3 separate regions of the Homo sapiens genome follow, and regions 2 and 3 are each linked to region 1. Evidence: chromatin contacts called from ENCODE Hi-C or POLR2A ChIA-PET data. All regions are on one chromosome and are shown on one strand. The core of a region is the stretch at or near the end of the contact, and the rest is flanking DNA. Distances in the headings are between cores, read along the strand shown.

What was found. Hi-C counts contacts between places; a loop is a spot of excess contacts on that map. ChIA-PET counts read pairs that join two places held with the same protein, here RNA polymerase II (POLR2A). Pooled maps may share reads with other maps.
Region 2: a map of CD8-positive, alpha-beta T cell shows a loop between it and region 1 (15-fold over the local background). The contact joins the promoter of SYT11 here to the promoter of ADAR in region 1. A Hi-C loop is called at or near these places in 2 of 168 maps with a recorded cell type or tissue (CD8-positive, alpha-beta T cell and naive thymus-derived CD4-positive, alpha-beta T cell) and 9 of 50 pooled maps. POLR2A ChIA-PET finds 5 or more read pairs at or near these places in 1 of 52 experiments (activated CD4-positive, alpha-beta T cell).
Region 3: a loop to region 1 is called in a pooled map, with 8 times the contacts of the local background. The contact joins the promoter of YY1AP1 here to the promoter of ADAR in region 1. A Hi-C loop is called at or near these places in 5 of 50 pooled maps. POLR2A ChIA-PET finds 5 or more read pairs at or near these places in 3 of 52 experiments (AG04450, activated CD4-positive, alpha-beta T cell and activated T-cell).

The regions. Positions count from the first base shown.
Region 1 is chr1:154,605,009-154,610,087 of GRCh38, reverse strand. ADAR (adenosine deaminase RNA specific) reads left to right here and starts at 1,902. Exons shown (of 15, transcript NM_001111.5): 1 at 1,902-2,096. The coding sequence starts at 2,082. RefSeq lists enhancers at 1-959, 1,629-2,018 and a silencer at 2,019-2,128.
Region 2 is chr1:155,857,068-155,862,146 of GRCh38, reverse strand. SYT11 (synaptotagmin 11) reads right to left here and starts at 2,580. Exons shown (of 4, transcript NM_152280.5): 1 at 2,352-2,580. The coding sequence starts at 2,385. It overlaps GON4L (gon-4 like), which reads left to right and starts at 4,933. Exons shown (of 32, transcript NM_001282860.2): 1 at 4,933-5,000. RefSeq lists enhancers at 2,340-2,439, 2,630-2,739, 3,980-4,567, 4,854-5,053.
Region 3 is chr1:155,686,193-155,691,271 of GRCh38, reverse strand. YY1AP1 (YY1 associated protein 1) reads left to right here and starts at 2,498. Exons shown (of 11, transcript NM_139119.3): 1 at 2,498-2,613; 2 at 3,071-3,201. It overlaps DAP3 (death associated protein 3), which reads right to left and starts at 2,181. Exons shown (of 13, transcript NM_004632.4): 1 at 2,098-2,181. It also overlaps the pseudogene LOC124904430. RefSeq lists enhancers at 2,033-2,082, 2,458-3,092 and a silencer at 2,573-2,622.

The sequences.
Region 1 (5,079 bases), core at 653-3,152:
GTGATGGGGTTGAGAACCTTTTCATATGTTTGATATTTTTTATCTCCTGTGAAGTTGTCTTTCGATTGTTTTTGCCCATTGTTATACCTACTGAGGGGTCTGTTATTCTTTCAACTAACCAGCCCTCTGAAGGCGAATATAAGGATACAAAACATGCTTCCTGCCCCCGAGGAGATGACTTGACAATTCTAGAGGCAGATATATGAACAAGAAGTACATGATAATTGTGATTACTGAGGCATCCATCTTCCCTAGCAGACTAGCTAAAGGATGGCGCTCTTATTTGTGTCATATCCTGGGTGCTTAACACAGTATCTGCCACATAATTAGGTGCTTAGTAAAGTTTTGTTAAATGATCGAATGGGGCGTTTTTAGCGCAGTGTGCAAGTGCCCTATTAGGGGTAGGCGCCCAGTAACTCGAGAAGCATGGAGTAGGAAACCACAAACAGCACCTGCTCCCCCTCCTCTCCCCCTACCTGCTGTGGGGAAGGCCTCCCTTGTAAATTTGAAAGGTTGATTCACGGGAAGCCGTGGAGGAGGTGCATGCTAGGCCAACGAATAGAATGTGCAAAGGCCCAGAAGGAAGACAGAGCCCAGCCTGCAAGGGAATGTTAATTTGGAGTGACTAACACCATGAAAGGGCATCAGCTGGAGATACTGCTATAAAGGGACTGCCTTGTAATTTCATAAGCATGGGGGTAAAATTAAGATTAAACACAGGGAAAGAACATTCTCACAGGTGAGGATGGTGTTGAACCCTAGAATAATCGTTTCCCAGATACCTTGAACAAAAATCCAGCAGTTAGAGAAGCCTGACCATGAAGCAAATTTGACTTTTGTCCCTCTAGATAACAAAAGTTATCTTTTTGAAAGTAATGGTGTAATTTGAATGAGTGTAGAGAAGCGCTGAAGACTGAGCTTTACTAAAGCCTTCAGACCTGGATTTGGCAGCAGCGTGGCCTTAGTCAAGCCTCGGTTTCTACACCTGCAAAGTGGGAATAATGCCTACCTTGGAGGGCTGTTGTGAAGATTAAGGGAGATAATACATGTAAAGTACTTAACCATTTGCCTGGTGGGGTAGTTTTTATGACCTAGATCCTAAATTGTTCACTGCTGCTGTTGCTACTCTTGGTACTTTTTACTGGCTGGCATCTGCTTGCTTAAGTTTATAACATAGTAGGAGCATTAACAAGGTCCCACGGTGGGGACCTTGGTCGTTTGACGAGATCTGCGCTCCCGCCCATCCCCTCCCCCCCCCCTCCACATTGGAGACGCGGCCACCACCGCGCTGGCGCGGAGAGAGGGAGGACCGGGCGTCATGCTGTTTCTGGCCTGAGGTTTTGTGTGCCTTTGTTTTCCTTTTGCTCTATTCGTGTATTCCTGCCTACGGCCTGTGCGGGGAATTAGGAGCTCAGTACTGAAACGGCGGTTTTCCTAAACAGTACCGGACGGGCGCGGGGGCTGACGCCTGTAATCCCAACACTTTGGGAGGCCGAGGTGGGCGGATCTCTTGAAGCCGGGAGTTCGAGACCACCCTGGCTAACGTGGTGAAACCCTGTTCTTACTAAAAATACAAAAAAAAAAAAAAAAAAAAAGCCAGGAGTGATGGCGCTCGCCTGTAATCCCAGCTACTCCGTAGGCTGAGGCAGGAGAATCGCTTGAACCCGGGGGGCAGAGGTTGCAGTGAGCCGAGATTGCGCCATTGCACTCCAGCCTGGGCAAAAAGAGCGAGACTCCGCCTCAAAAAAAAAAAAAAAAGTACCTTCCGTAGTTCTCATGCAGCGGAGGGGTTCGACTTGTAACCGGCCTGAAACCAAGCGTGGCGCAAGATTTGCTCAAGCCCCTCCTCTTGGCCAAACTTTCCGGAGGGGAAGGCTTTCCGAGGAAACGAAAGCGAAATTGAACCGGAGCCATCTTGGGCCCGGCGCGCAGACCCGCGGAGTTTCCCGTGCCGACGCCCCGGGGCCACTTCCAGTGCGGAGTAGCGGAGGCGTGGGGGCCTCGAGGGGCTGGCGCGGCCCAGCGGTCGGGCCAGGGTCGTGCCGCCGGCGGGTCGGGCCGGGCAATGCCTCGCGGGCGCAATGAATCCGCGGCAGGTAAGCCGGGCCGGCCTTGGACCTTCGCCGCCGTCTGGGTTCGTTTACAACCTCACAGGCTTTGTGTTGCAGTGCGTAGCGTGTGCGTCTTGTGAGTGTTAGAGTGTGTGTGTGTGTGTCGTCTTGCCAAGCAGCATTGCTGGTTTAGGAATTTGTGCGTCTTGTGAGTGTGTGTGTGTGGGTGTGTGTCGTCTTGCCAAGCAGCATTGCTGGTTTAGGAATTTGTGCGTCTTGTGAGAGTGTGTGTGTGTGTGTGTGCGTGTGTGTGTAGTCTTGCCAAGCAGCATTGCTGGTTTAGGAATTTGTGAATTTGTATCCTGCTCATTAATTCTGCAGAATGGAGCAGTGCGTGAAGAGGGCTTGGGGGAAAATGCGCCCCCGTCTGAGTAGGAAGGCCTGAGCCCATGTCAAGGCAGACACATCGTCTCCCTTTCTGCTAGGGCCCCTTGTGGAACCCCCTACCCCCGCTTTAGCCCCACTTGAACAACGTTCGGACTTTGAGCAGCGCACACTATCCTCAGCTCACCTTATCCACCTCCTGAAGGCCTTCTGGGAGTTAAAAATGGCACTTAAGCTGTAGGAGAAAGCTTGTTAACCACTTTATAGCTAAAAACTGGGAAAACACAAATGGCCTTCAGCAGGTTAACAGATAAACTGAAATACATCCACATAATGGGATACTGCTTAGTAGTGAAGAGGAAATACTGTTACAAGTAACAACACGGGTGACTCGCAAGTGCGTTATGCTAAGCACGAGAAGCCAGACTCAAAAGGCTGCATACTGTATGAGTCCATTTATATGACATTCTGGAAAAAAAAAACCACAGTTATAGGGATGGAAAGTGGATCCGTGGGTGCCAGGGACTGGGTATCGTGGAAGAAATTGATTGTTGAGTGGCATGAAAAAGCTTTTTAGGGAAATAGAAATGTTCTATATCTTGATTGTGGTGGCGATTGTCGAAATTCATAGATTTATACACTTAAAAGGATAAATTTTACTGTATCTAAATTATATACCTCAATTTTGTTAAGATATATATATATTTTTTTTTTTTTAAGCACTCCTTTGAAAGGATTAAGGACGCCTAACTTGAAGGAAAAGCATTTCTGCACAGGTGTCAGTGTATTGCACTGTGGAACCTGTGTGGTAAAGGCAAAGGGGGTAGTGCTTATCTCTTGATCCTAAATATGTGAGACCAGATTAAAGTGAAATCTGGGAGGCAATGAATGTTAAATGAGTTGTTATGTAATTTGCATAGAGGTGATGCTGAGAGATTTAGAAAGGATCACTGTGGGTTGCTTGCTCACTTTCTTGCTCTCCTATTCCGTAGCTTTCCAAATGGCTGTACTCAACGGTGGCTTGGTGTTTAGGGGATTTAAGGGGGGCAAAAAGAAAGATTAATAATCTCCTCCTCTCCCTCTAACCCTACTGCCCTAAGATATCCTTAGCAAACTTACATCTCCTTTCTTTTCTCTGTGTTCATTCCATTGTGCGCACACATACACATTCATGGATTTTCTCTTTTTGTTTAGGGAAAAAAATTATAATGTACATACTATTCTACAACTTTTTGTTGTTTTATTGAACATTATATGATTCCTAAATTATCCCCAGGTGAATACAAATAGATATGACACATTTTAAAAAAATAAAATAACTGGCCGGGCGTGGTAGCTCATGCCTGTAATCCCAGCACTTTGGGAGGCCGAGGAGGGCGGATCAGGAGATCGACACCATCCTGGCCAGCATGGTGAAACCCCATCTCTACTAAAAATACAAAAATTAGCTGGGTGTGGTGGCGTGCGCCTGTAATCCCAGCTACTCCGGAGGCTGAGGCAGGAGAATCACTTGAACCCGGGAGGCGGAGATTGCAGTGAGCTGAGATCACACTGCACTCCAGCCTGATTGCAGTGAGCCGAGATCATGCCACTGCACTCCAGCTTGGCAACAGAGCGAGACTCCGTCTCACAAGAAAAAAAATAACCGTGTGAGTACTATTCCATAGAATGAATGTTTCATAATTTAATTCTTCTATAGACAGACATTAAAATATTTTCCAGATTTGGGCCAAGAGTAGCAGTTTAAAAAACATTTAGCTTTTAACTGACTCTAGCCACTTTGAAACACAATTTTTTTTTCCCAAGGTCACTCAAAGAGCTAATAGGAGAACCCCTAAGTCCCATAATTCAGCTCTGGGAGCCAGCACTCACTCTGTACACACATTTGCCTCTGTCCCTAGCAATATGGTGGGCGTGAGGGTGCAGCAAGAGGAACAAGAAAGAAATGATTGCTTGCATAGTGGCGTCTTGTTCATGCAGTCATTAATTCAACAAATGTTTGTTGAGAATCAGCTTTGTGCCAAGTGCTAGAGAGGTTGAGATGATTGAAGCATAGTCCTTGACCCCCAAGAGCTCACCATGGAATCAACTGAAGCCCCTCATCAGTACTGTGTTGGGAATATTGAGAGTGGAGAGTTGAGTATAACTTATAGGACACCTAATGTTAATTACCTTTCAGACACTGCAATGTGTGTGTGCCATAAAAAAAAAAAAAATCCAGTAGCTCTGATACGAGGGAAAGTAAATGGTTTAACAGGTGCTGAGTAGGAGAAGCTCAAGGAGAGGAAACCCCAAGGGCTGAAGAAGGTGGGAGTCAGGAGTCTCCTGAAGCAAGTGGCATTTAAGGAGCTCTATAAGGAAAGGGTCAGAGTTGTGATAGGTGGCTGTGGAGGGAGATGTGCCACCTGGATTGGCATGTAGAGGGATAGAAAGATTATAGGCCTTTGCAATGGCCCAGTAAGAGGTAATGAGGGGCTGGAACTGGAAGAAAACACATTTAAGACACAGTACAGAGGTGGCAGACAAGGTGGGACTTGGCAACTACCTGATGAGATCCAGGAGATGAGGCCAGGAGGCGGGCAGCAAAGATGACGCAGGTTTCTAGCCTTAATAGGCTAGGAGGAGAGTGATGCCATTAGCAATA
Region 2 (5,079 bases), core at 1,331-3,830, 1.3 Mb before region 1:
AAAAAGTTGGAAGTGGTAGTTCTCTATGTAGGAGATCCTCTGTAATGGTTTAAAGACCTGCAAGACACATCTGGGCTATTGGCCAGCTCCTTCAGCTTCTGACCAGAACTGCTTTTATTGACACCCCCTTTCCTAAACATAGCTTTTCGCAGTCAAGTAGACAAATATAATACAATGGAATGAGAATAAATTTTGGCTTCAGCCAGACATTGGTTTAAATCCTAGCATTGGCCAGGTGCAGTGGCTCACACCTGTAATCCCAGGACTTTGGGAGGCCAAGGTAGGCAGATCACCTGAGGTCGGGAGTTCAAGACCAGCCTGACCAACATGGAGAAACCCCATCTCTACTAAAAATACAAAATTAGCTGGGTGTGGTGGCACTTGTCTGTAATCCCAGCTACTTGGGAGGCTGAGGCAGGATAATCGCTTGAACCCAGGAGGCAGAGGTTGTGGTGGGCCAAGATCACGCCATTGCACTCCAACCTGGGCAACAAGATCGAAACTCCGTCTCAAAAACAAAAACAAAAACAAACTAGTGCTACCTTTAGTCATTTGTTTGGCTTTAGCCAAGTTATTTTATTTCTGAGCTTTGGTTTCCTTGTCTGGCAAGTATATATAATAATACATACACTCGAGGGTATTTGTTAGGATTAAATAAAATGTAGTATGTAACAGGCTGATATAATTTATTTTCCCTTTCCCAATAATAGTCCCTCTAAGAGAAATCACTATATTATGTTCCACACCATCTCCTTTTTTCAAGGATTCTGGAACTGCAGTTAGAGAAAGGAATCTGTTGGAAGGGAATAAGAAGAAAAAGAACAGGAAGAAATCATGGATTGCTCATGTGATCATGAAAGGGACTTTTGTTTTGGAAACTTAGAACTCAAAGAATAAAGATGCGGAAGGTGAAGTGGAAGAAAAAATACCATCAAGATTTAGCCTTGTGGAATAAGTGAGAACAAGTAGTTAATGAGTGTGAAGATCAGTTATCTGAACACATCTGATTTGATTTCTTCTTCCTTATTCTGAGGGGATAGAGCACACTGGATTCTGCTCATTTCACTGTACCTCTTATTCAGGAATGAGAAAAGCCATTTCCTAGCTGGATTGTGTCTCCACCCTAAAAACTGGAGTCCCGATGCTCAAACCTACTGGATTGTCTGAGGGATAGAATCCCTGAAGGAATAAGAAGGTTCTTTGGCAGCAACTCTCACTGGCTTCCCCCATCTAAACTGAATCAAGGAGAAGCAGGGCAATTATATTTTATTTATTTGATCAGGAAAGCATAACACAGGAAGTTTGCTCCTTTAGCATATACTGCAGGAGTCCCCAAAGAGGAAAAAACTTCCTTCTCAAGCTTGTCTTTGCCACCTTCTTCCCTATTTTCCACTCCACTTTCTGCTCCAGAGAGTGTAAAACTAATCTTGGAGCCCACAGGGCTGGGTCGGGGACCAGCCGCTCTGAAATGACGTAATGCTTTCTGCGGTACACAAAGCGGCCTCCCCCGGGCTGGGCCTCTTTCGCCCCTCCCCCTCCGGCCTGGATCGCGCCCCCGCCAGCATCAACGCTGGTCAGTCCCCCTTTTTGAAAAGGCGGCCCAGGGAAACAGGGAACAAAGGCCCCGGAAGGAGAGCGTCGGCGCTGCCAGGAGGCCCAGAAATAGACATCACGTCATCCCCCAGCCCAGCAGCGCCAAGCGCCATTTGGTAGCATCGGAGGGACCCCACCATTACGATGCGGAATGGAGCTTGCAGGGCTCACGTTTCCTCCTAGCCCCAGCATCCAGCTGACCGGCTTAAGGAGTGGCTTCCTTTTTGCTCCCCACCCCGCACCCCTCTTTCCCCAGAGGCCGCCGCCTCCCCTGGCTGCCAGCCACACGGCCCACAGTCTCCAAGCTGCCATCTTGATGCCCCATCCCCCTTGTCACTTCCCTCCCCCGCAGCCCTTAGGAATGGGAGGGGGAGGAAGGGGCACCGCCCTGTGTGCCCCAAGGGGGAGGGCTTGGCCTACCCCACCTCTCCTCCCCCAGAAGGAGGGGTTCACATCCTCCGCACGCTTGCTGTTTCTCACCTCCAGCAGTGCTGACAGTGCACCATACAAGGTTTTAGCATCCTGGACTTCCCCACCCTCGGTGTGGCTCAGGCCCTGCCAGTCCCTGCAGCCCATAGCTCAAGTTCATGCACTGTCAACTGCCCACTACCCACTACCCACCACCACAGGCCCGATTTTAGTGGGGCTGGCATTTTGAAGGCTCTGGTCTGGGCTGCATTCTCTGCCCTGCCGCTGGGCCCCCTTGGCCTTGCAACCATTCTGACCACCTCAAGCTTAGTTTTCCCGAGTCTACTTACCAAAGCTAGGTCGGATATTGGTGATCTCAGCCATGTCGTAATCAGAGGCTGTTGCTATAACGTTTTTGCAATGGTGAGACAGCTCTGGGAACCCTCGGTCAGTACCGAGGCAGCAGCTGTAGAGCTCTAGGTCAGGGAAGGGGGAAGGTATCCAGCGGACGCCTCCTGCGACGGTCCGGCCCCTAGTTGTCAGCTGCGCTCAGCTCTTAAGATGCTCCGGGGATGCGCTGAGCTAAGGATGCAGGTGCAGTCAGACTGGTCCTGATGAGAGGTAGGCTCCGCCTTCTTCCGAATGGTCCTCGGAAGAAGACTCCGCCTCTTCCGAATGGTCCTCGGAAGAAGACTCCGCCTCTTCCGAAAGATTACGGAAGTCAGCCCTCGCCCCCTTCAGGAAGCTCTCCCGGAGGGGACTCCTCCCACCGCCGAGTTTTCCCGAGAATGAGGCCGCGCCCACTGACGCGCTGTGGTTCCAAAACGAGAAAGTACTGAAGGGTAAGAAGCATAGGTAGATTATTATATGAAATCCTCTGATTTCAGTTTTCTGGGCTTTAATACAGCAGCAAAATGTTCTCGGTCCTGAGTTCCAGAATTTTGGGAAAATAAAATTCTGTACTGCCTGGATTTCAGTATCGACTGCCATCATTATGCATTTCTGAGACCGCTAAAGGTTATTACAGAACTTTTTTTTTTGGCTTATATTTCACAGTGGATGGAAACTGTCTTAAACCTCAGAAACTCTGATGAAAGACCAAACCTGGGGATGGTTGCACAACTCTGAACATTTACTAATTTTAAAAAAACAGCCGGGCACGGTGGCTCATGCCTGTAATCCCAAACCTTTGGGAGGCCAAGGCGGGCAGATCACTTGAGGTCAGGAGTTCGAGACCAGCCTGGCCAGCATGGTGAAACCCCCATCTCTACTAAAAATACAAAGATTAGCCGGGCGTGGTGGCACACGCTACTTGGGAGGCTGAGACACGAGGATCGCTTGAGCCCAGGAGGTGGAGGTTGCAGTGAACCGAGATCGCGCCACTGCACTCCAGCCTGGGCAACAGAACAAGACTCCGTCTGAAAAAAAAAAAAAAAAAAAAATTTGGTTGTACACGTAAAACAGATGGATATTGTGGTATGCAAAGCTGTTTAAAAAAAAAAAAAAAAACAACTAATGAAAAGTGCCAAAGTTAATCAGTGTTGAATTTTTTTCATGAACCTCAAGTGCTTAGGGTTTCGTATGAGAGAGGCCAAACCGAAAGATCTGTGTATTCTGTAGGTCAAAGAACAACACACATGAAACTCCGAGCTTCTGGAGTCTTCCTTGGTATTTGGGAGAGTTGGTGTGATTCAGGTTAGTCAGACTACTGCCATGTTTGCATAAATTTCAACCTTCATTTTGGCTGTGGATAATTTCATCCGTTGGATTCTGTTTACAGATAGGATTAGTTCAAATGTATAAATTTGTGTTGGTGGTTTACCTGTAAAATGAGGGGGTTGAAAGTATTTTTCCACCTTTTGACATTCTGTTTTTTATTATTTTTTTAATCTCCGTGGATTCCAGACATTGTTTTTCTAGAAAAGTGGAAATAACATCATTTTAGAAGTCATTCATTCATTCGCTCATTCAAAAAGCACGTATTGAATTATTGAACATCTGTTACACCCCAGGCAGCCTCCTGGACACTGGGTCAATGCATTATTAGCTAGAGTTAGGAGACTTAATACCTGATTCTCCTTGATAGCTGTCTGTGTACCGTTGTGAAATCACCTACTCAGATGAGCCAGAACTTTGTCCTGTGCAAACTGGAATATGATATAATAATCTTACAGTCTATTGTGGAGACCAAGTCACCTAAGAAAATGTGAGAGCATTTTGTAAAATGCAGAATATTGTACATATATGAATAATTACTATAGCCTGAGTCCAAGAGTGCCTTAGTTTTAATCAGGAGCCTGCACTATTTGTAATTTAGAGACTTCTTTTTCTGGCATTTTATGACTTCTTCAGTCCCTTGGTCCTGTGTTCCAGGTGACTCGTAGTGAGAAAAATTAGTTGTTAATCTTTTTTTTTTTTTGATACAGAGTCTCACTGTCGCTCAGGTTGGAGTGCAGTGGCACGATGCCGGCTCACTGCCACCTCCGTCTCCCGGGTTCAAGCGATTCTCCTGCCTCAGCCTCCGGAGTAGCTGGGATTACAGGCGTGCGCCACCACGCCCAGCTAATTTTGTATATTTAGTAGAGACGGGGTTTCACCATGTTAGCCAGGGTGATCTCGAACTCCCGACCTCAGGTAATCCGCCCGCCTCCGTCTCCCAAGGTGCCGGGATTACAGGCGTGAGCCACCGCGCCTGGCCCCCAAATTAGCTGTTAATCTAAACCACTGAATCTTAACCTCAGTTTTGAGTAGGATAACTCCATGGGCAGAGAAAGCTAAGTAGTGCCTTTAAATTTTTTTGCCAATAACTGACGCACTAACGTTGTGGCTTCACTCTGCCCTAAAATGGGATGGCGCATAGTGTTAGGCGCATGCTCCTTGATGCACTGCGGCGCGGCGCTCCGAGGCTCGGGGACGCGCACGCAATTCGCTGTTGTTGGCTGACTTCCGGTGGTGCCAAAGCCGTTTCCGTGGAATCAGGCCGGCTGGTGAGGGTACAGGTTTGTGTGTGGTGGGGTGGGAAGAGGCAGGTGGGAGCTGGGACACCTGGACGAACGATGTCCAGGTTGAGAAGGTCGG
Region 3 (5,079 bases), core at 1,249-3,748, 1.1 Mb before region 1:
GAAAGCAACTTACTGATAAGATTCTTTTGGGGGTGATAAAAAATGTTCTAAAGTTCGATAGTGGAGGCTGGGCATGGTGGCTCACGCCTGTAATCCCAGCACTTTGGGAGGCTGAGGCAGGTGGATCATGAGGTCAGGAGATCGAGACCAGCCTGGCTAACACGGTGAAACCCCGTCTCTACTAAAAATACAAAAAATTAGCTGGACGTGGTGGCGGGTGCCTGTAGTCCCAGCTACTCAGGAGGCTGAGGTAGGAGAATGGCGCGAACCCGGGAGGCGGAGCTTGCAGTGAGCCGAGATCGCGCCACTGCACTCCAGCCTGGGTGACAGAGCGAGACTCCGTCTCAAAAAAAAAATAAAATAAATTAGCTGGATGTGGTGGCATGTGCCTGTAGTCCTAGTTGCTCAGATGGCTGAGGTGGGAGGATCCCTTGAGCCAAGGAGCTTGAGGTTGCAGTGAGCCAGGACTGCACTACTGCCTTCCAGCCTTGGCGACATAGATCCTATCTCAAAGCAAACAAACAAAAAAAAGTGTAAATTTACAGAAGAGTTGCAAAGGTAGTACAAAGTGCTTTCTTACAATTTTCATTAGAGTTTCCTTAATGTTACATACATATGACCATGGTACAATTTTCAAAATTAAGAAATTAAAGCTGGTACAATACTATTTAAAAATTGCAGACTTTATTTGCATTTCCTCAGCTTTTCTGCTAATGTCTTCTTTCTTTTTTTGAGACAGGGTCTCGCTCTGTCACCTAGGCTGCAGTGTGATGGCGTGATCTCGGCTAACTTTGCAACCTCTTCCTCAATCCTCCTGCTTCAGCCTCCCAAGTAGCTCAGACTACAAGCGTGTGCCACACCTGTCTAATTTTTGTGTCTTTTTGTAGAGATGGGGTTTCACCGTGTTGCCTAAGCTGGTCTCGAACTCCTAGGCTCAAGCAATGCGCCCTCCTCCGCCTCCCAAAGTGCTGAGATTACAGGTGTGAGCCACTGCGCCCAGCCTAATGTCTTCTTTCTGTTACAGGATCCAGTAGAAGATTCCACATCTGGAGATCTTTTCCTTTCTTTATATCTATCACCGACATTACCTACTCTTTAAAAATTTTGTAAAAGGCATAAATTTGAAAAATATATCCTCATTAATCTAAATCAAGTCATTGATACAACTATTTAACAAGACGCCCGGCCTGCTTTGTTTTATTAACGACTTGGAGGGACAGAACACTACCCATTACACCCACAAACGTTATCGACATCAACAGAACTGTAAATGACAACACGGCAATACTCTGCACCTTCCCTATGCCTAGGAGCTAATTCCACTTTACATATATTATTATTTCGTGTGTGTGTGTGTGTGTGTGACGGAGTCTCGCTTTGTCGCCAGGCTGGAGTGCAGTGGCGCGATCTCGGCTCACTGCAACTTCCGCCGCCCGGGTTCAAGCAATTCTCCTGCCTCAGCCTCCCGAGTAGCTGGGGCTACAGGCGCCCGCCACCACGGCCGGCTAATATTTGTATTTTTAGTAGAGACGGGGTTTCACCATGTTGGCCAGGATTGTCTCGATCTCTTCACCTTGTCATCCACCTGCCTCGGCCTCCCAAAGTGCTGGGATTACAGGCGTGAGCCACCGCGCCCAGCCCTATCTTATTATTTCACACACCAACCCTGGAGGCATGTTTGGAGTTGCCTAATTTTTATGTACACTTTTTGATAAGGAACTAACAAAAATAACTTGCTGAAGACAAGGGAAACTGAGTCCAGAACTGAATGAGAAGCACATGGTTTCTTCATCCTCCATCACCAGGCTGTCTAACGAGGCTGAAGTACCATCCATGAGTAAGTGCGTCAAGGGCAAACAAACATCATCGCATATGGACAGTGGTGTGAAATTCGAGAAATCCGAGGAGGGTTAACAACAACAAAAAGCACACCACCACGCCGAACTTCCTCGGGTCCCAGGTTGGCAACTCAACGCCCGGGAGGAATCCCCCCCGGAGGCGCGCCGGTCTACCGGCCTCACTCCCTACCTCCTGGAGGTCCGGAGTCCCGCTCCTTTCCCTCAGCGGTACAATACCCGTGTCGGTCCATTCCCTCACCGTGAGTCGAGGACTAGTTCTCCAGACTAGGCGACCGACACACGCTGCCTGGGGCCGGCTCCAAAGCGCCCGTCCTGAGACTGCAAAAAAGGGTCGGGTCATCCGGCAGGAAACGACTCAACGCGCAGCCGCCGCGGCCTCCAACCACCGGCCGGCAGAGGGGCGCTAGGCCGCCCTCGATCCCCTCGCCGCGGTCCCATGGAGGAGGAGGCGAGCCGCAGCGCCGCGGCGACGAACCCAGGGAGGTAGGTTGTCATGGGACTCGGCCGGCCACCCTGGCAATTCCAGTCAAACGGCAAGCCAGACTCGCTTTGCCGGTCCCTTCCTCTCCTGCCCCTGCAGCCGCCAGGAATGGAACAGTCCCGCGGTGGGGACTGTGGGAGGCGCACGCGCGAGGAGTGTAGGGTGGGGGTGCTGGCGGCGGCTGCTTTGGCGGCGGTTGGTGGCCGTGCGGGCGGGGAGGGAGGGGGAGGAGAGAAGAGGAGGTGGAGAAGGCTTGGGCTCGCGCCGCTGAAGGTACGCGTGAGGGCCTGCGCTGGAGCCGGCTTGACAGGGTCTGAGGGGGAGTGGAGAACTGGGCGAGGAGGTTCCCGTGGGTGAGCGCGTACGGGATGGCTGGCTCGCAGGACGGCCGAAGGTGGTGGTTGGTGGGAGCAGCCAGCGACGAGCCCGTAGACACTCGTACGCGTGCGGGCTGACGTGCGCGCTACATGGCCGGAGTCGGGCGAAGCGGGGGACCGTGGGGAAGAACGCGAGGAGGGAGGAGTGGGAGGTTGGGGGTGTCGCTAGGCGCCCTTAGCTCCCTCCCTCTGGAGGAGCTGCCGCGGCCACTCTGCTGCCGCCGCTGCCGCCGCCATTTTGGGTTCGCTTTGCGAGGGGAAACGATCCCAGTGTCGGTTGCGGGATCCGCCTCCTCTCAGTTTGCCCCTTTAGCCCTCCACCTTTCCCTTCTCCTCTCTCGCATTTCCGCCAGTCGGCTTACCCGCTGGCCGCCTCCTGACAAGCGGGAGGGATCCGCGGTGGACCCAGGGAAGCGGAGGAGCCTGGCGGCCACCCCCTCTTCCTCACTTCCCTGTACTCTCATCGCTCTCGGCCTCCGACACGGTGAGTAGAACGATTTGGGCCGGCATTCGGGCCTAAGCACTCTCTCAGCGATTGAATCCTGGGCTTTCTGGGAGCCACTGTCATCTCCCGGACCTGGACCTCTGGGAGAGCAGTGGTGAAGATGGGGGAGGGGAGAGCAGGGAGGGGGATCCTGAGCCTACCGGGAAGTCCCTCCAGGCGGGGTGAAGGGGTGTCCCTGACAGGCAGACTCCCGGAGGGGGCTGGGAAGTAAGCGAGTGGAGGCGGAGTCGGCTGTGCCCCTGACAGGTTAGTTTGTGTTTGTAGGCATGATCGGAGCCTCCCCCATAGTCCAGTTTGTGTGTGTTTAATTAAGGGATAAGAGTGGTCGAGGACACGATCTTGAGAGGGGATTTTACCTGTGTGACAAGGTCTGTGGTGTCCCTGCCGCGTTGAACGGTATGTGGGAACGACAGGATGATCTCAGTGTTGTACGTTTAATAAATGTCACTGGTTAGTTTGTACATGGAAAGAGATGTTTTTGGTCTAGCAGACAGATGGTCTGTTGGTGTGTAGCGGCTGTGTTGGTGTGTGTATGTGAGGATGGCAAGTGTTTCCGTAAGAGTTTGCCTTTATTTGTGTAAGTGTAATGGAGTTCCCCTTATAAGTTAGCTTATTTCTTGAATAAATGTTGGGAGGTTCCTTGCAGGTTGATATGTGTGTGTATTTTAGGGATTGGGAGCCCCTAGTTACTTGTTGGGAAAGAGCGGCAATGGTAGTGTTCTGTACAGCATGTGTCTGTGAGGTCAGGGAGGGGAGAAACTTGGCATAGCCAGTTGTGGTCTTAAGAATAGTTTGTGCCTTTGGTTAGAGTGAGTTGTGTAAATGTGAAGGGCCAAAATATCTTTAACAGAATCATTGCTACAAAGCTGTAAAGAATGGGTGGCCTTATTTGTTGTCGCGGGTTTATAGTAATAGTTTACAATACAATAAGAAAGCTCTTTCAGTTTCTTTGTGATACTGAATCTCTGTGAAAATGGTAGGATGCTTTCTTCCATTTTACAAAATAGGAAATTTAGGCATAAGGAGAGAACTTCTCCAAGGCCGCATGTTAAATTGGTGACAAAGTTGGAACTGTAACTCCCATATTTTCACTACTACTGCAGCAGTATATTCAGCATACCATGGTGCCTCAGGAAGTCTTTGTCGGCAAATCTGAGTATGCTGGAAAGATAGGAGCACATAAGACTGGTTGGCTTGTATTTGGGGGAGACCGATTGTGTCAGATATGTATGTGGAACGTAGCTGTCCTTGCCGAGTCTGACCTGTATGAAATGCATATCCATGGCTATATTATTTTGGATTTATGGAGGAAGCAGAGCATTTCTGACACTTAAGGTTGTATGCGTGAGGGAGAAGGCTTTCACAGCTTAACTTGTACCAGAGCAGCTGCATGGGTGCTGACAGCTTAACTTGAAATCTGTGGGAGGAAGGATCCTTTTTCACTCATTCAACAAATATAACCATTCAATGAATGGTCCATGCCTTGAGGTGAGGATCATCAAGGTGTCTCTGTAAATAGCCTGGATGCAATCTGAGGGGAGTTGTTTTGACGGTGGTAGGTATTAAGTTGAGGGAGGCAGTGTGGAATTAAAACCAGAGAACTGTTTTTGGGTACTGGTAATTGTTAATATATGTGCCTGTGGATGTTGGAACTTCTTGGCTGGGCTGAAGGAATCCTTTGAAAGACTGATTTCGGCAGGGCGCGGTGGCTCACACCTGTAATCCCAGCACTTTGGGAGGCCGAGGTGGGCGGATCACGAGGTCAGGAGATCGAATCACGAGGTCAGGAGATCGAGACTATCCTGGCTAACAGGATGAAACCCCGTCTCTACTAAAAATACAAAAAATTAGCCGGGC